Linked DNA regions of Homo sapiens: region 1 is linked to region 2. A link is an interaction called in ENCODE POLR2A ChIA-PET data of the cell type or tissue named here. Cell type or tissue: MCF 10A. All regions are shown on one strand.

What was found. ChIA-PET counts read pairs that join two places held together with the same protein. Peaks named below come from ENCODE experiments on the same cell type or tissue, not always from the same donor. Only the 100,000 strongest peaks of a DNase experiment are listed, where the experiment ranks them.
Region 1: POLR2A ChIA-PET joins it to region 2 with 10 read pairs; 7 of 35 experiments call an interaction of 5 or more read pairs at or near these places.

What each region holds. Positions count from the first base shown.
Region 1 is chr1:155,650,582-155,653,081 of GRCh38, forward strand. No RefSeq gene overlaps it. Among named protein-coding and RNA genes, the nearest start is that of YY1AP1, 37 kb to the right of the region's middle. In MCF 10A, a CTCF peak has its summit at 1,242; DNase peaks (open chromatin) are centred at 740 and 1,040.
Region 2 is chr1:155,272,012-155,274,511 of GRCh38, forward strand. CLK2 (CDC like kinase 2) reads right to left here and starts at 1,493. Exons shown (of 13, transcript NM_001294338.2): 1 at 1,190-1,493. RefSeq lists an enhancer at 2,086-2,500. In MCF 10A, no CTCF peak of the experiment used is centred here; DNase peaks (open chromatin) are centred at 950 and 1,530.

The DNA of each region.
Region 1 (2,500 bases), 380 kb after region 2:
CCTGCGACCAATCAGAGGCTAAAGTGAAGGCTCCCTGTCTCCAGATCCTATTCTCCTGCCTCATTCCCCCTTGAGAGACTTAATATCAAATATTTACAGGAGGTAGAGGGACTGACAGTCTTTCTTCTGTAACTGCTTCATGCTGTTTGGGGCACTGTCCCTATCTACTTGGGGACCATGGAACTCTCACCCTGCTCTGTCTAGTGGAGACAGGATGACTTCTTGTTGGCCGGGGCTGGCATCATTCCCTGGATAGAAGCCCTGCTGCATGATCATTTGAAGCTTAATGGCCTCTAGGTGAGAAAAAATACATTTGGTTAAAAGATTTAACAAACATGGTCCAACATGGTCAATGCGAGCATAATTGTTAATAATGTGCCAGCTAAGGGAAGTAGACATGAAGCCCAACTTAGTGCCCTTGACCAGAAGCCCCATGACTCGGACAGCTGTTGTTATATTTTAGAGGCCCCATCAGCTAATTTTCAGGCGGCATCTCTTGCTAATCCTGATTGGTTGACATAAAAACAGCATTCTTCGGTGGGGCGCGGTGGCTCACGCCTGTAATCCCAGCACTTTGGGAGGCTGAGGCGGGCGGATCAAGAGGTCAGGAGCTGGAGACCATCCTGGCTAACACGGTGAAACCCTGTCTCTACTGAAAAAAAAAAAAAAAAAAAAAAAATTAGCCGGGCGTGGTGCCAGGCGTCTGTAGTCCCAGCTACTTGGGAGGCTGAGGCGGGAGAATGGCATAAATCCGGGAGGAGGAGCTTGCAGTGAGCCGAGATCGCGCCACTGCACTCCAGCCTGGATGACAGAGTGAGACTCCATCTCAAAACAAAACAAAACAACAACAACAAAAAACCCCAGCATTCTTCTTTTAGGAAAAGACATATGCCACCTTTTTCAGCAGCTAGGAAATCCAGTCTCCTATTATTTTGTAAAACGACCGTTGCCAAGGAGTCTATCTGATTTTGTAAGGTGACAATACTTTGGGCAATGTCTTCCAAGCTCTCTGAAAGATCCTTGGACAAACGTTGGTAATAGGATAGGAATGTTGCAAGCCTGCTAACTCCTGTTCCTACTTCTGCGGTTATTCCTAGTCCTACCAAAAGGAGTATGAGTTTGATGGTTCATTTGTGCCTGGCGGGTGCAGTTAAAGGTATGAGAGACTGGTTATTGAGAGCTATACAGATTTCAGGGGCTAAATAAAGAAGTGTAGAGGTTTCAGTCCATTTGATTGGTAAACATAACTAGGAACTAGTTCCACACAGGAAAAAGACTCCGTGTTTTTCAAGATAAAAATCATTCTCTATGGTGAACATATGGGTTAGCTTTTTGTTTTTCTTTCCCCAGTGGTTAAGGTCCCTGCTAAGGTGGCTCCAGTTAAAGGCTGGAAAGGACCTTGGGAAGTATCCTCAGTTGTCCTAGCAGTTAAGTTTTCCTGGTGAAGGTAGTTATGCTTAGTGTCCACCAGCAACCACCCAGAGGTATTTTCATACTGGAGAACCAAAAGGCAACTAGCTGTCTTAGGATTACTACAGTCTTCCCAAGTGAAAATGTGAACACAGCTAGTGGTCCTACCTTGACAGTACTTAGACTGTGTGTCCTTTAAAGTGCCCTTAATTAGGAATAGTTTCATGCAAACCATACAGGTTTTCTAAATGATGCAGCCTAGGTAACTGCATAGCTTACATATCATGTGAGAGGTTAATCCCTAGGGTGTAGTTACTCTGATGACTCAAGGTTCCCAGGGTTTGACTAGAATTTTTTAATACAAAGTGGCACCTGGGATTTTAGTTCTTTGTGCGTTCTTGGGCCCCAAATAGGTTTTTGAGGAGATGCAACCCCAGAAATGTTACTTTGGTAGGACTGGAGAAGGTTTACTGCTCATCCTGACATTGTAACTTTTGTTGTTTATGTAATTTTGAAGTCATAGAAGTCATGCAGATCCATTAATTTGAAGGGAGTCCCTCCCTTGTAGTTGAGGTGGTAGGACATTTTTTCAAGGGCCCAAGATAAGCCTGGGTTGCGATGGCAGTGTGTTTTGGTGATGTTGGAGATGAACAAAGCCAACAGTCCTTTGCCAGAGCTGGACTGGTGGTATTTAACAGTCTTTGGGTTAAATTTTAAAGTCTTAATAAATACCCAGAATCCATTAATTGCCAGAGAAGTAAAATAAAACCCTGCTGTAAAATTAAGCTGATTCCCAGTATGCCTGGTCCCAGTATACACAGGCCAGGGCTAACCATTATGGGACTAAAAATACTTATCTGTTATTTTGTTCTTTTGAATGGGAACTTCAGGGGGTGTATACCTATCCTCTCAGGAATAATGTTACAAAAATGAAGTAAAACATTTTGCTTAATTATTACAAAGGAAATGATTCCATCCATTTGGAAGAAGGCAATAAATTATAAAAATATAAAAACTGCTACTATTATCAAACCTACAGTAACTATGCAGCATAGACACCAAGGAGAGTTGGTAGGCATTCACTTATCTT
Region 2 (2,500 bases):
TTGTGTTTTTTTTTTTTTTTTTGAAACGGAGTTTTGCTCTTGTTGCCCAGGCTGGAGTGCAATGGCGCAATCTCGGCTCACCATAACCTCCGCCTGCAGGGTTCAAGCGATTCTCCTGCCTCAGCCTCCCGAGTAGCTGGGATTACAGGCATGCGCCGCCACGCCCAGCTAATTTTGTATTTTTAGTAGAGACAGGGTTTCTCCATGTTGGTCAGGCTGGTCTCGAACTCCCAACCTCAGGTGATCCGCCCGCCTTGGCCTCCCAAAGTGCTGGGATTACAGATGTGAGCCACCGCGCCTGGCCAGTAAGTGGTTTTTAATTAATATCAGCCCTACTTAGCTGACAGCTGGCCACCTTCCAGTTAATGGAATTGGAATGGGATGGTTCACAAATCCTTTTTTTCCTTCAAGGAAAAAAGAGAAAAATCACTGTCACAATCCAGGAAGATGAGAATAGGAAGGCACAATAAAATGAAACAGGCCCAGGGACATAAGTCTTGGTGGGGGTGTATGAGAATCGCGTATGCAAAAGGTTTAATGATTCCGATGTCTGACCACCATTCTGTATCACTTCTTCCCAACCTCCCCAAATTGAGGAGGGTGGTATTTGATGCATTCTTGGTGTAACTGGGGCCGGTAGCATACCAAGCTGCAAGCACAAGATTTTCCCAGCATAGTTATCCTAATCAGCATAGCCACATAAATGCCATCTCACCACATACTACCATCAAACGGCCTCACAGCACTGTCCCCTCAAAACATCACTAGCCTACCTTTCTCAAGTTTGAAATCTTTTGCTTTTTCCTTTCTTACTCAGAAAATCCAGAACTCCTACAGGCAAATTCTTCCTGCATGTTCCAAGTGACACGGTGATGTATTCCTCCCCTCCAGCTTTGATTGGACCCGAGTCCAACTTTGATATTCCACTCCTTCACATCTCTGGAACCACTCCCATCCTTACTCTATCATCCCTTCTAGTCTGGTTCCGCCCAAGCTTCCTACAGGTCTTCTTGGTACATCTAACGCAGGCCGACCTCCTTCCCCCTCATCTCCCTACTCCGTCGCTTCGTAGGTCTCAACTCTCCTCCTCTCCAAATCTCGCCCCCGTCCCTTGCCCCCAACCCAAGCCTAACCCCGCCCGCCCCGCGGTCGCCATCTTTTCGCGCGGCCAGCCAACCCGCGCGCTCACCGTTCTGGCGGCGAGGCCCGTGCGCTTGTCCCACAGGAAGTCCGTGATGGCGGCGACACTGCGGCCGGAGTCCCGGCACCCCCGCGGCGACGAAATGCTGCTCCACCCCCCCAACCCGGGACCCTGGGACCTCCCGCCCCGTTCCCGGGCTCCGCTTCAGTCCCGCCCGCCCCGGCTCCGTCCCCGCCCCTAAGATCTGCTTGGCGCCGCTCGCACCGCCCCCGCCCGGGGCCCGATCCCAGCTCGGTCTCCGGCTCTGGCCTCTCCGCTCCGCCGCCGCCGCCGTGAGCGAGCACGTACGCACGGACCGACGTCCTGCGTCGCTTCCCAGCTACCCCCTGGGCTCCGCCCCCAGGACCGCGCGCGCCACCACGTGCTCACGTAGTTGGCAGGCATCCGCCTGTCAGAGCCTCGGAGGTACTGGGGGCGGAAGTTCATAGGGGCGAGGAGGGTCCACAGGGACAAGCTGGAAGCCTTCCAGGCCCGCTATGCCCCGCCTCCTGTCCTTTCCCACTCCGTCTTCAATCTTTTACCCTTTGCATGGAGACGTGTGGCTTAGTTAGGTTTGGAGTTTAAAAGAAAGGATTGTCATTGTCAATACAGTGTCGCTGCTCTGCAAGCCTGACTGTAGTGAGGCTTGATGGTGAAGTCTCATTCTTCTGCATAGCCTGAAAATAACCATTTCTTAAAACACTTCACCTACCTATCCCCAGGACAAAAGTCTGCCACCTTTTGTCATCAACAAAAGTTATGCACGACTCGGGGTGGGGACACAGCCATGGAGGAAAGGTTTGAGCAATGGAGGGTTGGAGAATCGGGTGCCGAAAAGGGGGACTTACTTGAGAACTGTATCCTAAGGTGGCTTACATAATGTGTGAGAAATACAAGTTTACTAGGGCCGGGCGCGGTGGCTCTCGCCTATAATCCCAACACTTTGGGAAGCCGAGGCGGGCGGATCACGAGGTCAGGAGTTCGAGATTAGCCTGATCAACATGGTGAAATCCCGTCTCTACTAAAAATACAAAAATTAGCCGGGCATGGTGGCGGGCGCCTGTAATCCCAGCTACTCAGGAGGCTGAGGTAGGAGAATCGCTTGAACCCGGGAGGCGGAGGTTGCAGTGAGCCGAGATCGGGCCATTGCACTGCAGCCTGGGTGACAGAGCGAGACTCTGTCTCAAAAAAAAAAAAAAAAAAAAAAAAAAGCGCGCATCACCACGCCCAGCTATTTTTTTTTTTCTTGTAGAGATAGTGCCTCACTTTGTTACCCAGGCTAGTCTTGAACCCCTGAGCTCAAGCAATCCTCCCCCATCG